Regions from separate parts of the Homo sapiens genome. Here region 1 is linked to region 2. The links are chromatin loops, found by intact Hi-C in ENCODE. Cell type or tissue: psoas muscle. All regions are shown on one strand. Each heading gives the region's core, and the rest is flanking DNA. Links, peaks and the distances in the headings are about the cores only.

Region 1 (8,351 bases), core at 274-8,273, 180 kb after region 2:
GGAACATTGGTGGGAAAAGGGTTTCATGTTATATAAATGAACTTATTAGTCTGTTTTTTTCTTCTTCTTCTTTTTTTTTTTTTTTTGAGACAGTCTCACTTTGTCATCCAGGCTGGGGTGCAGTGGTGCAATCACAGCTCACTGTAACCTTGATCTCCTGGGCTCAAGCCATCCTCCTGAGTAGCTGGGACCACAGGCATGCACCACTATGACCAGCTAATTTTTTAATTTTTAATTTTTGTAGAGATGGCATCTCACTGTGTTGCCTAGGGTGGTCTTGAACTCCTGGACTTAAGTGATTCTCTCACTTTGGCCTCTCAAAACTCTGGGATTTAACAGTCATGAACCACTGTTCTGGACTACTTTTTAGTCGTATCATGGGGATATATTACTTGTATAATAAAATATAGCATGAGATGAAATTTCTTTTTTTTTTTTTTTTTGAGACAGAGTTTCGCTCTGTCACCCAGGCTGGATTGCAGTGGTATGATCTCGGCTCACTGCAACCTCCACCTCCCTGGTTCAAGCGATTCTCCTGCCTCAGCCTCGTAGTTGGGACTACAAGCATGTGCCACCGTGCCCAGATAATTTTTGTATTTTTGGTAGAGACAGGGCTTCACCGTGTTGGCCAGGATGGTCTCGATCTCCTGACCTCATGATCCACCTGCCTCGGCCTCCCAAAGTGCTGGGATTACAAACGGGAATTTCATTAATTTCTAAATTTTGTTTGAACTAAAATATTAATTATAATCGTTTAAAGCACTTCAGTGTATTGTGAAAGCTAATTTCTAAGAGTGAAAATACATGATCTAGAACTTTGTTATCTTGAATTAAATTTTCAAGATAATGTTAATTCATTTACCCAGCAAATTTTGACTCTTCATATGTTTTGTACATTGAATTAAGTGTTGGGGAAACAATGATGAATTGAGAAGCTCAAGGTTTAGTGAGATGTAGGTACCATTCAATATGTACATTACTGTATGATATGGTAAATATTGTTTCAGCAAAGTGGAAGAAGGGGCAGAACAACTGCCAGAAATTGTAGGGAAAGATTTTCTGTGGAGTCTGCATTCTTGAAGGATGAGCAAGAATTTTCTGGATAGGTAAACAAAGCAAAGAGAATTCTCACCTGAGGGAGCGTTGTGTGCACAGGGAGTCCTGAGTTGATGGGGCATATTTATTCATCCTTTCTTTGTTCATTTATTTATTCTTTATTCAACTAATATTTATTGTACACCTATGTACCAGTTTGGGTGCTGTGGATAGCATAGTGAACCTGACAGACATAATCCTGTCATAAATTCAGTATAATGTAGAAGAATAAATAATTAAAATTATGATGAGTATTGCAAAAGAGTAAGCATGGGGTGTTACAGGTGTATGTAACAATGTTAAATATAGGAGAAGCTTCTGGAATATTGAGGAGTGGTATGAGATGGGACTGGAAGGAGGGATTTGGTCCAATTTTGAAAGGTATTATATACAGAGCACAGGAGTTTAAATAACATTTTATTAATTTTTAAAAAATTAGCTACAGAAGTTCCACAGGAGATTAAACTTTCTACTTTAGGACAATCATTTTGAATGTACTTTTTTTTTTTTTTTTTTTGAGATGGAGTCTTACCCTATTGCCAAGGCTGGAGTGCAGTGATGCAATCTTGGCTCACTGCAACCTCCACCTCCTGGGTTCAAGTGATTTCCTGCCTCAGCCTCCTGAGTAGCAGGGACTACAGGTACACGCCACCAAGCCTGACTAATTTTTGTATTTTTAGTAGAGACGGGGATTCACCATGTTGGCCAGGGTGGTCTCGAACTCCTGACCTCAGGTGATGCGCTCGCCTAAGCCTCCCAATGTGCTGGGATTATAGGCGTAAGCCACTGCGCCTGGCCTGAATGTCATCTTAAGGGTAGATCATAGTAGGACTAGATTTGATAACTTGGCCAGTTAGGTTCTTATGGTGTTCAATTAGTAAAACATTTTAATTGCTTAGACTTGGCACATCAACAGCGAAGAGAAGATTGGAGGGTGTCAATCTACATCTGAATTTTAAATCATTTTTTTCAATTCCATTTTGTACTATTTTCAGGAGATCTCTGCTAGATATTTTCTGCCTACATTATACATATTAAAGCAAATTAATAGTTTTATTCCACATTCTTCCATTATATCCAGCTTCCCCATAACAATGACTGCTGTCATCTAAGTTATTTCGCAAAGACAACAGACTATTCTTGACTGGCAGGTTTATGTTTTGCTAGGTTTTTTTTTTTTTTTTTTTGTCAAATCCTGATTTATTTTAAAACTTTAAATATTTTAAAACTTTAAATTTGTCATCATAAAATCATAAAAATCTCCAGAGTTTTTGTTCATTTATCATTTAGTTTTTATATTTATTTATTTATTTATTTATTTATTATTTATTTTTTTTGAGATGGAGTCTTGCTCTGTTGCCCAGGCTGGAGTGCAGTGTCATAATCTCGGCTCACTGCAACCACCACTTTCCAGGTTCAAGTGATTCTCCTGCCTCAGCCTCCCAAGTAGCTGGGATTATAGGTGCTTGCCACCATGCCTAGCTAATGTCTGTATTTTTAGTAGAGACGGGGTTTCGCCATGTTGGCCAGGCTGATCTCAAACTTCTGACCTCAGGTGACCCACCCGCCTTGGCCTCCCAAAGTGCTGGGATTACAGGCGTGAGCCACCGCGCCTGGCCAGATCATTTAGTTTTTAAATCTATCCGGCTATTACTTGGTCAGATCTCATCAGTACTATGCAGTACTCATCAGTACTCAGTACTGCACCTGAACCCTCTCTCAGGTATTAATTCCTCCCTTAAACATTAATGCTGAAGTCCAGAAGTTGAGTAACTTTTTCTATTTAGAGCTTCACAGTAAATTTTGCCAGCTTTGTGGGTCATATGGTCCCCTGTGGCAACTATTTAACTTTGCCAGCGTAGAATGAAAACATACATAGACAATGTGTAAACAAATGAATGTGTCTGTGTTCCAATAAAACTTTATTTATGGATGCTGAAATTTGGTATCATATTATTTTCACATGTCAACAAATATCATTCTTTTGTTCTCTTAAAACTGTTTATGTTAGTCTTCTAGGGCTGCTGTAACAAATTATCACAAACGTGGTGGCTTTCGGCAACAGAAATTTATTCTCTCTCAGTTCAGAGGCTAGAAACCTGAAAGCAAGGTGTTGGCAGAGCTATGCTCCTGAAGTTTCTAGGGAAGAATCCTTTCCTTGCCTCTTTGAGCTTCTGGTAGATCCTGGGAATCCTTGGTGTTCCTTGGTTTATAGCCGCATCATTCTAATCTTTACCTCTGTCATCACATGGCCTTCTTCTCTCTCTGTCTGTGTGATTTTGTATTTGGATTCCCTCTTCTTTCTCTTATAAAGACACCTGTCATTGGATTTGGTGCTTCCTCTAATACAGTATGACTTTACATTAGCTTGATTACATCTGCAAAGACCCTATTTCCAAATAAGGTCACTTTCACAAGAACCAACATACAATTTATCATTTGTGGGGACAATATTCAACCCACTACACTATTAAAAAATAGAAAAATAATTGTTATTTTGTGGGCCATACAAAACAGGTGGTGGGGTGGATTTAGCCATGTGCTCTATTTGCTTATTCCTGCTCTAGCCAGAGTTGCCTTTTTATTTATTCTCTCAATAGATGCCTTATTCTTACTGGGAAACAAGTTGAGAATTAACATTTATTGAGCCCCTACCATCTTCCAGACATTTTGCTGGGTTTATTGACATCTTTTCTCTTGTTTATTCTTCAAACAATCCTATAAAGCACATATTATCAGTAGCTCATGAAACAAGCTGAAAACATTATTAAATTTACTTGCTCAAGCTTACATAATATAGCTAAGAAACAGTGACTCTAAGATTTGAATCTGCACCTGAAACTAAGTGATGATAATGTTTTTCTCTTTCTACTCTATCACTGTAGTTTCTCTGTGTGTAATGACTTAACATTGCTCCTTGCAATAGGTCTATAATCCTTAATCTCTTGTTTTAGCCCTTCATTAGGATGATTTCACATGAGCAATGTTTCACGTCTAATTTAGTTGCTTTGGCTTTATAAACAGAAACCAATTTGGTTGGCTTAAGATAAAAAAATAGGAATTAAGGGGAAGGACAGTTTGATGGCTCAGAATTGAAAGAAGTTCTAAAGAGTCGAGTCTCAGGAAAAAATGGAACTAGGGCATCTACGGGAACTTAGCAGCAGGACCTTTTATATGACACTGCCATTAAAGTGACTCAGCTCTAACATTCCCCTCCTTCCACCTTGCCTTTAACCTCAAATTTTAATTCTTTAGAGGGAGAATCTGTTTGGCTTATTTAGGTATAATCTTGTGCTGGATCAAACTACCTTAGCAGGTGGGAGGCCGCAGGGGAAGGGGGCATGGCTCAAATGTGACCTGTGTAGCATTCTTCCTGAATTAAAGCATAACTCAGTTTTTTTTCAATGACATTTTTTGAGTCAAGTGACATTCATGAGGCTTCTCTGTGTCATAAAGGGTCGTGTGGAATAATCTTCATTTAATACGTATGTGTTGATATATCCTGATATGTACCAATGACAGTGATAAATCTGAATTTGGAAATCTTTCCTCTATGTTAGGTTATATTCTCTTCTGTTCTTCCATAGCTGTTAGTTCATTATTCTGTAGTAGTAATTTTCCTTCCTTTCTCCTCCTTCCCTTCATTTATCCCTTCCTCCCTCCTTTTTCCCCTCTATGCCTTCCTCTCTTACTTCTGTTCTTCTCTCATTACACTGATAAGCTTTTCCAGAGCTGGGATTTTATTTAGTCATATTTATCTTTTAATGCTTGAAACAGAAAATGCTGTTAGGGTAAATACTAATTTTGTTTCCTTGCTTTAGTTGCTACTTCTCTTACTTCACAAATACTGAGTAATTGCTCTGTGTCTGGTATTGTTTTGAGGCCAGGGCACGAATGAGGCTCTGTACTTGACTTGACTCGTTAGAACTTCTTTCAATTCTCTGAGCCATCAAAGTGTCCTTCCCTTTAATTCCTATTTTTATCTCAAGCTAACCAAATTGATTTCTGTTTATAAAGCCAAAGCAACTAAATTAGGTATGAAACACATACATGTGTGTTGTGTTTGAGGCCAGGGCACAGATAGCCAATGCGCTGTCTTTGTAGACCTTACATAATAGAGGGAAAGTGGGACAATAATCCAATAAGTAAATAAATTAAAATTGTAAATGTCAGAGGTGGAAGTGCTAGGTAGAAAATAAGCAGGGTAAGAGTAGTTGTGGGGGAGTAGAGGTGCTTTTGGTCTGGAAAGGCCTCTCTGGAGAGATGACATTGAGTACACTCCGAATGATGTAAAGGAGCTGTTAATACATCTTGAGAAAATCTTATGCAAGAGTGTAATGAATAATAAGTAAACAGGTCCCAAGATGACAACAAGTTTGATTCATTTGATTTATAGCTAAGGAGTCTGTTATGTCTGGACAGAATGGTATGAAATGAGGTTGGAAAGATAGACAAAAGCAGATTATATTTAGGATATTGTAGGCTGTGGTAAAGAGTTCGGACTTTAAGTGTAATAGAAAACCATTGGAGACTTTTAAAAAGCAAAAAGTGATGTGATAGGATTTGCATTTTTAAAACTGTTACTCCAGCTGATTTGGGAAGAAGTAATTGTAAAGGGGATGGACAGCAGTTTTAGAAGATGGGGGTCAGTTCTCAGACTACTGCATCAAATTATAAGAGCTCTAGAAAATTTACATACAAATGTTTTACAAAATTCATTTAAACAATCTTTACAGATAATTTACTTAAATGAAGATAAATTCTGTTTAACTCCTAAAATTTATACTGATTTTACTGTTTTAACAAAGCAAATTTCGTACTCATTACCTGGAACATATACCTTTTATTTCCCTGCCATTCTCACTCACCCCTTCTTGTTTGTTTTCAACAGTGATATCAAGGAACAATATTTTATTGTATTGGGATCTGCTTTATGGCCAGGCTGGTCTTGAATTCCTGACCTCAAGTGGTCCACCCGCTTTGGCCTCCCAAAGTGTTGGGTTATGGGCTTGAGCCACTATGCCCGGCCTACAATACCTGTATTTTAATTCACAAAATCAACATAAATCTTTATTGATCATTTTGAAAAATAATTATAATAATATTTATCAGTAGGCTCTTAAAACTTAATTTTTGTGGCTGTCTCTTTAGAAGTTCATACTATTATGCCTGTGTGCATAAATGTATATTTATATGTATAAAATAGTGTCAAAAACATTTATATTAAAATTACTTCACTTTTATCAAATATTTTATAATTTCATTAAACATTTACTAATAATTATTCATCCTTTCAATAAAAAAGTTTAAAAATGACTATAATTGAAACAATTACATTAACTTTCTAGCAAAAAATTTAGTATACTGTGTTCTTTTTTTTGGAAGGAAATTTAGTTCTCGCTAAAAATGTATACATTTAAAAGTGCTAAGGGTTTTGTTTTGCTTTGCTTTTTAAAATATATATATATACTATATGTACATACTTGCAGGAGAAAAGGACTCATTGTATGGTTAGAATGTGATGGTTTTAAAAAAACATGGTTTTCATTTTTTGTGTTAAAAATTGTTAGTAAAGTCCCCATGAAGTATAGCAAATGCTATAGAAATACTAGAAGGAAGCATTACCTTTAATGAAGGCTGGTTTTAATTACTAAGTAGGTGTATGTACTGTATGTGTTTATAAAATTTATGTTTGGATTCTGAATTCTTATTAGAGTAATTTATGATGGAATTAAAAGTCAAAAGCAGGGGTAAACTAGTACAGGAAATGGTGAGAAATTGTGGAATTAGGGGGAATGATTAAGAATTGGAATCTGTTACATCCTTTTCAAGAATACATATATAAGTGTAGATAAAAAAGTCTGAGCTCATTTATGGTATATTTATTAACAGCCCTAGCCTGGTAAAAAACAACATTGATTTGAACAGTTTTGGATATTTTCCAGCTCCTGTTTACTTTGTTAAAACCATAAAAAAAGTAATCTGGTTCCTTTTGACTTAAATAAGACAAAGAATTCAATACCGAGGCCCTGTTTATAGGTTGTTAAACATTTCACTTTGGTGTCTGAGGATAATGTTTAGCATTGTGTTCAATTAGTGTGAACTAATCTAAGTTGAAGTGTCAGATTCCTAAACGTCTTACTTCAATTAATACAAAATACTAAGGGCTCCATTCATTCCAAATTATTGCTCCATGGGTGCCAGCCACACAGTCTCCATGGCAGGCCTTTCTGTGGGCTAATCAAGATTCATGGCCTCCAGGTTTTGTGGCACTGGCGTTTTAGTATCTGGAACGTCACTTTTTCTTTTTGTGAGCTTCTCTGTTTTGATCCCAGGTTCTTTCTCCCATTCTAAGTTATGTGTGGAATTGAACTTGTATGATACTCTGATGTAGTTAGAAGTGAGTATAATTTGGTATAGTATACTGGAAATCTATTAAATTATATAAATTCAAACAAAACTATATGCCAATTTAGGATGTTAGTCTTCAGTAGACTAAGTTTCTGTAAGAGGCCAGTTAAAGACAACAGCAAGTTTGTTTCTTCCTACCTACCAGTGTTAGGGCTAGGTGTTGATTAAGTGGTGAAGTAGGCACATTTTTTGTTTGGTGCTTTGGCACCTTTTTCAGCATGTCTGTTCCTAGTTTTGTTTTTATTATTTTTTTCAGTTGCTTATCTTTTTAAGTTTCTTGTGTCCATTGATATTTGTAACTTAATGTAAATATTTGTTATTGAATGAAAAAAAATGCTGAATGTCCAGCAGAATACAATAATGTACATGTGGTTTCAGGCTCTGTGAGAAGAAATATCTGCTTTGGAGGTGGGAGGAACTTTGAACATCTCTTAAATTCAAATAGGCAAATAAGTGTTCTATCTCATCATGCTTGATCTAGAATCTTACTTTGGCTTTTTTTGGTCCAACTCTAGTTATTCTCTGAAGTGGTTACACGGATAATAGAGACATTGCTATAGATAATAGTGGTATGGTCTAGTAAAACACTTGGTTTCTAACCTTAATTTTCTGTTAAGGATTTTAGAGCTGGAAAACAAAACTACAGCCCTTCTATACCTTGATGACCCCCTTTTTCCTAGTCTTAATTGTGCCTGTATATGCATGTATGTTAGCATGTATGATTGTATGCATTTGCGTATACATGTTTACGTATTTGCTTCAAATCTCTTACTGCTTTGTATTCCTTTGACTCCAGATCTTTGCTCTAGCTGTTTCAACCTTCTGCGTGTTCTTTTTTTTCTTGC
Region 2 (8,351 bases), core at 83-8,082:
GTCAGGCTTTGTGCAAGAAGCTGGAAATATTTTTAAAGTATAGACACAGTATCTGTTCTCAGGGTCTCAGTGTTTAATGCGGGAAAAGATGCATCATAAGAGAAAAGTGCTGTGGACGGCAAAGGCAAAAACAACTCAGCCCAGGAGCTTATCTTTAGGATTCTTCCCAACCCCAAAAGTCTACGTGTATGGCATTTTTTTGTCTGTTCATTTTGTTTTGGTTGTCTTTTCACATGAATGTTATTTCATTCTTTCTTGACTAGTTGTTTTCAAATCATTGTTGCATTGTTGTCATTATCATCCATTACCAATTACTAAACACATACTGTTACCCCAAATGTTGTAATTACCCCAACTGTTGGTAATTACCCCAATGACTCTAAAAGTTAGACATTATAATCACTATTTTTTATATAATAACACTGAAGCCCAGAGAGGTTAAGTAACTTACCCAAGCTCACATCGCTAGAAAGTTACGGAACTGGGATTGGAGTTGACCCCTGCCAACTCCAAAGTACATGCTCTTTCTACTACTTGGTGCTGCCTTAGGTATATGTAGCCACTTAGGACAAACATCATTTACAGGAGCAGGTGTGATATAAAAATATGAGGCCCTTTGTTCAAATATTATTGAAAATTTCAAGATAGCAACAGCAAAGCATTAAACAAAGCACAAGGCCTGTCTAAGCACAGGGCTCTGAATGACTGCCCATGTTGCAAACCCAGGAATCCAGCCCTGCCAGCCACAATTCAGTTTGCAATGGCATCTCCCACTGAAGCAGAAAAGCTTCATAGCAATTTGCAGGCCCAGATCACACTCGCAGAATGTTTCAGTGATCATGCTTCACATGTAGGATTTCTGGCACTACCCAGAGGGTTCATTGTGAACCACCTGGCAGGACTTGGGGGCTCTGTGTGGTGGCTTTTTCAGAGTAGCCCTGGCACCTAACCTAAAGAATATTAATATCATTTCTGGTAATGCCAATTACTTTATTTTTTTTTGAGATGGAGTTTTGCTCTTGTTGCCAGGCTAGAGTGCAATGGCACAATCTCAGCTCACCACAACCTCTGCCTCCCAGGTTCAAGTGATTCTCCTGCCTCAGCCTCCCGAGTAGCTGGGATTACAGGCATGTGACACCACACCTGGCTAATTTTGTATTTTTGGTAGAGACAAGGTTTCTCCATGTTGGTCAGGCTGGTCTCGAACTCCCGACCTCAGGTGATCCGACCACCTCGACCTCCCAAAGTGCTGGGATTACAGGCGTGAACCACAGCGCCCGGCCAGCCAATTACTTTTTTTAATGTGGGGAAAGGTATATAATCTTGCTGAAAGAGTTTTGCTCCGTGTGATGGTTCATACCTGTAATCCCAGTATTTTGGGAGGCTGAGGCAGGAGGATGGCTTGAGCCCAAGAGTTTGAGACCAGCCTGGGAAACAGAGACCCCTGTCTCTACAAAAAATACAAAAAATTAGCCAGGCATGGTGGTATGTACCTGTAGTAGGAGGCTGAGCTGGGAGGATCACTTGAGCCTGGGAGGTTGAGGCCACAGTAAGCCATGATCATGCCACTGCACTCCAGCCTGGGTGACAGAGTAAAGAAAAAAAAAAAAAAAGAGTTCTGGTCATACCCTTACACCCTTACTCTTACATTTAGAACATTTAGAACATTAATGCTGCATAAATGGAACATGTCCAAAAGCCTCTTAGGATGCAAGCCTCTTTTGAAATTGCAAACTGGGACCAGTACATGTGCCCTAATAGAGGGCAGTAGGAAAAAAAGCAAGAGCTTTGCAGCTGCTGGATTACGAACCTCTCTACTGAGGCACTAACTCCTATTAAGGTGTTAGCTCCTACTGACCCAGCAGAGGCTGAGTAAAGATTGTCATTTTGGTCAATGATTCTTAATCAGTGGTATTTAATCTTTTGAGATCACAGACCCCTTCTTTGAAAAGTATGAACCATCTCCCCAGAAAAAAGACAGGTGTATGTAAAATATTCTTGCATTCAATTGTAGACTCTCTGCCTTAGCCCTAGATTTTTTAAAACCATATTTTAAAGCATGGCTCCCCTAATTATAGAATTGTCAGAGGCGTCTGAACCAGAGCAACTCCATCTTGAGTAGGGGCTGGGTAAAATAAGGCTGAGACCTACTGGGCTGCATTCCCAGACGGTTAGGCATTCTAAGTCACAGGATGAGATAGGAGGTCAGCCAAGATACAGGTCATCAAGACCTTGCTGATAAAATAGGTTGCAGTAAAGAAGCCAGCTGAAGCCCACCAAAACCAAGATGGCCATGAGAGTGACCTCTGGTTGTCCTCACTGCTACACTCCCACCAGCACCATGACAGTTTACAGATGCCATGGCAATGTCAGGAAGTTACCCTATATGGTCTAAAAGGGGAGGCATGAATAATCCACCCCTTGTTTAGCATATAATCAAGAAATAACCATAAAAATAGGCAACCAGAAGCCTTCTGTCAGTGGAGTAGCCATTCTTTTATTCCTTTACTTTCTTAATAAACTTGCTTTCACTTTATGGACTCGCCTTTAATTCTTTCTTGCGTGAGATCCAGTAACCCTCTTTTGGGGTCTGGATCCGGACCCCTTTCTGGTAACAGAATCTTCCAGTGTTAGAACTAGACACAAACTTAGAGATGATTTTTGTGAAAGCACCTTATTCCTAGTGGTGTGAAAGCTGAGGTCATTTGGGATAATAAATGGTTCTGCACATTTTCAAAGAGCTAACCCTCATTGTCAACACTACCTTGAACTAGTTGCCCCACTCCTAATTTGCTCCTGTCAAAACACTGCAGCCAAATGCAACAATCCAGTGCCACAAATGGCTGCTGCCAGGATGTCAGTGAACATTTGTCGAGCACCCGAACCAGCATTGGGCGCAAGAACAGCTCTTGCCCTTGAGAAGCTCAAACACATCTAGAGGAGAAACAAACAAGAACAATATAATGTAATATAACACATGCAATTACAGATGTTTGAACTAGGTTCAGAGGTGCCCTAAAGGAAGGTGCTACAGGCTCTGCTTGATTGGATCATGCGAGGCTCCCAGAAGAGGAAACGTGTATGCAGGGACTTGAAGAAGAAGAGGAAACACTTACTCAGGGACTTGAAGAATGAGCAGAAGGGCCACGGAGTGAAAGAGCCTCCTGGCTCAGGAGTCCAGCATGCAGGAGCAGAGAACACTGAAACAGCCTGAGAACAGGAGGAGCTGGAAGTGGCTGGGATTGGCTAGAGCATAGGGTGTGTCTGAGGAAGAGGAATGATGTGGCTGGAAGAGAGGGGAAGAGCCAGACCTGAGGGTCTTGGATATCACTCTGAGGGGTTTGGACATAAAGAAGAATATCAGCCGATGTGATGGATTAAGGAGCTCCTTCCTGGGGGTGGTGCAAGGAGGCCAGATAGTCATCTGTCCTGGATGGCCTTCCGAGGGGCTGGGGGTAGGGGTGGGGTGGGGCTGGAGTGAGGGCAGCCTCTCTGAGATCCCTATCACCTCTCTCTTTAAAAATCAGCCACTGCCAAACACTAGAGAACCTAAGAAGGCCCCTGTAAAGCAGAAACGACAGGCAGTCAGCCTAGAGTACACCTTTAAAAAGTCAGTAAGACATATACACCAGAAAAGGACCATGCTTCTCCATTAAAAGATAGCCAAATGGGAGGAGGCCTTCTCAAAAATATAGGGAAATTTCTCACTTGATGTATTGATGTTTTTCCTCTGCAGAGCTTCACATTTTTCATCCATTCTTAAAATTGAGCCAGTTTAGCCCTAGGAGGTGGGCAGGCTCTGAGGAATCATCAATCAAGAGAAGAGAACATCGCCAGAAACACGTAAGGGAAACGTTTCCATGTCACTACTTCTCAGGATTCCTGGGCATTAAGGGTACTTAAGAAGTGCTTGTAAGGAGTGTGTTTTCTCCCAAGCAAACACATAAACAAAAAATTCTAATTACAGGGACACTGCATTGAGTCTGTCCTAAAGTTGTTCTGCCTGTATTCACCACTAGGTGTCATTAGAGCCCTCTTTTAAAAGAAACAAAGCTTCAAAAAACACTGACCTCAGGAGAATAATTTTTCCAGTGTTCCTATTTCTCAGTTAAAAAAAAAAATATATATATATATATATATATATTTTTTAACATGAGTAAAAATTGCAAATGTTCAGGACTTAGCTCTTGAATGGCTACTAAAGATTATAATTCCTCAGACTACCTGCAAATATCATGAGTCTTACAGAATCACAATACATTTTTATTGAAATATCCATGGTAAATATACATCTTACAGGAAATTCCATTGCGTTTACACTATTTATTTAATAGAAATAATCTCTGGGATTATTTGCATTTATTTCTGAAGGAGGATGTTTTTCCTTCCTGAGAATAAGTTCAGGAAATGGGTGAAATGTTCAGGAAGTTAGCTAAATGCTGATGTAAATCCAAAAGGAAGGTCTGTTGTTGTTTCTTTCTTTTTTTTTTTTTAAAGGGGTGGGTGGGGGGGACACACAAAAATGCTAGGAAGTGGTTCTCTCATTCACTTATGGAAAAATGTTATACTGAATTTCTGATTTAAAAGGAAGAGGATTAGAAAAAAATGTGGGCCCATGATATGGTTTTCTGTAGATCTGGTTAGGCAATTCACAGTAGTTAGCAAAGAAAACTGTGTCAAGAAACAAAATCTACATGGGAGACATGACTTGGATTCAGTTTGTCCTAAATTAAACCTTTACTATGAAATTTGAATCGGCTACTCTAAGAAATAAGTCGTGTTAGAAAACTCTGAGTCCCGAAGAGCTGGTGGGGCCCCTTAGCACTACATAAACAACTAAATGCTACCCTCTCCTCCCAAGGACCCTGTCCCCTCCACTAACAGTGTCATGCTGACCCTCGGACTGCAAGGGGGAGTCTGAATGCAGTGAAACTCAAGATCTCCAGGGCTACTTGGTCAGTGTTGCAAGCTGCCGTGGCCTCTGGCGTTATTTATCTTTAGTTTGCAACGTAGGGGTGTGCTGTATCGGGTGTGCAGAGCAAACAGAAACTCCTTGCCTCTGAAACACTGGCATTTTAGAAAGCAAAGATTCGGCTCATTGACCAGAGCTACAGAGGACACAATTTGTTGTGGCTTCTCTGAAAATCACCCCCTCCTTTCCATCTCTCTGCTACCACCTTCATTCAGGCCTTCATGGTTTCTCATCCAAACCGGTCTTCCTGTCTCCTGCTTGCCTTCTTCCCAGCCCACAGTCCACACGGCAGACAGAGCAAGCTATGTAAAAACACCAACAGGGACATGAACCTTCCTTGCTTTCAAACTTTTGCCGACTCCCCTGTGCTGAGCGCAGGAGAGAATACGGCCTCCAAGGCCTTTCATAACTTGGCCTCAGCCCACCTTCCCTCCCACTCCAAGAATCTCAGGCTCCAGTTACACTGAGCCACTCACTGCCCTACACCTCCTGCAGGCAACTCTCTGCCAAGTTTATTCACACATTTATCCTTTTCACTCTGGATACATGAGGAGGACTGACCATGTACTGTACTTCTTTTAACTTCTATAGAGCAATCTCTTTGTATTTATACAATTATGACAACAGTAGTAAGAGAAGAAGGTTCAGAGGATACAAGGTAACACACCTACATAAACGACCTACTGGGTACAAATATTGTAAATCAACATAGGCCTAGAAAAGGTGGTCAGATGCTGAATTTTGACTAAATACCTCCGATGGCACATAATGAGTAAGTTTCAATTTTTATATTTTACATTCTGAATTCTGGGGGTGGTTTTGATGGGCAGACCAAGTTTTAAATGAGTTATGGTCTTTGGGATCCTCACTTCTCTCTTTTTCTTCTTCCCTCCACCTTCCCTACATATTTACATCAGCAGATGTGTCCTTTGAGGGGTCAAATGGTGAGACGACAGCAGTTTAGGAACTGTTTGCCCATTACACTGGGTACTCAGAAACTGTTCTATTCAAGCTAAACCACAAGACCTATGGACTTAGGAAGAAATTACATAGTAAGTGTGATAGGACTAGTAGCATTGATCCTTTGTGGGAAGGAGGGTAGAGGGAGGCACGTAGTGTGCTGCAGCGAACTTCTAGAGGGAAAGGTTATGTCTTATTTATCTGTGTCCCCTACGGTGCCTTCCCAGGACAGTGGCTGGCACACGATGGACCCTCATTTCAGCTATTCAACAAATATTTACTAAGCAGTAGAGGATTTGTTTTTCCACATTTAGAGTTTTAAGCTTGTTAATAGCAGCTGAATTCTTTCTCTGTTTTGTCATCTGCACTTTTGGACTCCAAGTTGGACTTCGTATTTCCTAGTTTTTAAAAATCACTCCCTTTCCCTTCCCTAGCCCATTCCAGTGTTCTATATACAGTAGACTTTCAGCAAATATTTAAAAGAGACAACTTACAATAGGCAACACAGTGGGGTAGTCGATCATTCCCTAACCTATCTTTGAGGCTGGAGAATTTTCTTGGGGGCTAGTGCCCTAGTATCTTCCCAGAAAGTCCTGCCAACCTGATGGCTCTTGTTGTCACCTTTGGTTTCCTTCCTATGGTGGCCATGTTTGTCATCAAAGCCCTTCAGTTTCTCCATCTAACAAGGTTAAAACCCTCCCTTCCTCCCCTCCTTCCTTACTCCATTTCTTCTTTCCTCCCTGCCTTCCTTCCTTATACATATATTTTGAAACTTGTGCCCTGTGCCAGGCAGTGTGCCAAGCTCTGACGGTACATAAATAGACAACTTTAGGTGCTCAAAGTCATGCTCAGGGAGCTCAGTTTAGTAAGAAATGGATGCATGCACAGATCATTGCAATCAGTGCAAGGAAGGCTCCCAGAGTTGAATGCACAGAGGCTTAAACCTACCTATCAATAAAAGGAAAGGGAAGCAGGAAGTGGCAAGCAGGAGGATCGGGGATGTCTTCCCAGGAAAGATGACCCAAGGCTTTAAAAAGGACAGACATAACCTAGTTGAAGAAAGATGGAAAGGACATTCCAGGCAAAAGGAAACAACGCATATGCAAAGGCAAAGGGGTGAGAGGAACATGATGAAACCAGGACAGGATTTTCTGTGACTTATCTATTCCATCTCATTGCTTTATATTCCACCCATTTACCTCATATCAAGTGGAATGATGCAACCCCAGGCATTTCAGGAAATTTACATAACCAATCATTTAATCTCTTAAAGAGAAAGGCATTGATAATGCAGGCTTTCCATGAGATTAAGCACGTTCTTGAGTGAAAATAGAATTGGGTGCTTATAGGAAACCAGGTGGAAAGCTGATGAAAATCAGGCAGTGGATGGAAAATGCAATACATTTGATTTTCTATTCTCTTTCCCTGGGAATTTGAGAAGTTGGAATCCTTTGCCATGAGGGTAAATAAATCTATGGGCCCTCTTAGCCTAAAGATGAAATGACTGAAGGAAAAAAACAGGGTAATTCTAAGAATTTCATGTGAGGCCAAGGTCCATTTTGAAACCCTTTTGAACTAAACTTTTGCAGGTCCAACACATCTTCAAGATATTTAGTGGGATCCTCCCAGTCCTACGGTACCAGCTTGCATTGTGAAGGAAAATGAAGGACAGAATAAAGCCCTTCTCCCAGTCTGGTTTATTTCTGTACACAGAACCTCTGAAAACAGGAGGCCAAGGCTGACCTCTTTAGTCAAGAGTCAGCTCAACTTTAAAATTATAATTGCATGTGAAAGCTAAAATGGGAAAGAGAAAAAATCAGTTCTCAGGACCGAAATGCTAAAAACCCTTGGGTCACATTCCAGTTAGGGTCCTGGCCGTGCACACAGAGCTCCCATTGGGGGAAGGTGGGCAAGAGACCAGCCAAGACCAATTCAAACTATAGGGTGTTGGGGATCATGGCATTTATTCTAGAAGTGTCCAGTTTACAGATAAAGGAATGTACTATAGTGATAATGCTATATAATCTTTTAAAAAATAGAAGCTTATGGTCAGATCTCATTATTGAGAAAGGTGCCAAAGAATCTACCCACTCCAAGTGAACTATTTGCAGTAAAGAAATCAGAGGAGGCTGGGTGCGGTGGCTTACGCCTGTAATCCCAGCACTTTGGGAGGCTGAGGCGGGAGGATCGCCTGAGGTCAGGAGTTCAAGACCAGCCTGGCCAACATGGTGAAACCCCATCTCCACAAACATACAAAAATTAGTCAGGCATGATGGCAGGTGCCTGTAATCCCAGCTACTCAGGAGGCTGAGGAAGGAGAATCACTTGAACCAGGGAGGCGGAGGTTGCAGTGAGCCGAGATCAAGTCATTGCACTCCAGCCTGGGTGACAGAGCAAGACTCCATCTCAAAAAAATAAA

What was found. A loop is a pair of places that touch in the nucleus more often than their neighbours do. Peaks named below come from ENCODE experiments on the same cell type or tissue, not always from the same donor. Only the 100,000 strongest peaks of a DNase experiment are listed, where the experiment ranks them.
Region 1: it touches region 2 in a loop (2.2-fold over the local background); 2 of 110 quality-filtered maps call a loop at or near these places.

Annotation. Positions count from the first base shown.
Region 1 is chr11:87,120,047-87,128,397 of GRCh38, forward strand. All of the region lies in intron 4 of TMEM135 (transmembrane protein 135), which reads left to right. Among named protein-coding and RNA genes, the nearest start is that of TMEM135, 86 kb to the left of the region's middle. In psoas muscle, for the core only: no CTCF peak of the experiment used is centred there; no DNase peak of the experiment used is centred there; H3K27ac peaks cover 1,273 bases.
Region 2 is chr11:86,935,284-86,943,634 of GRCh38, forward strand. PRSS23-AS1 (PRSS23 antisense RNA 1) reads right to left here and starts at 3,202. Exons shown (of 4, transcript NR_187135.1): 1 at 3,117-3,202. It also overlaps a transcript of PRSS23 not described here. RefSeq lists an enhancer at 5,126-5,625. In psoas muscle, for the core only: CTCF peaks have their summits at 4,004 (motif pointing right) and 5,467; a DNase peak (open chromatin) is centred at 5,398; H3K4me3 peaks cover 1,607 bases; H3K27ac peaks cover 2,680 bases.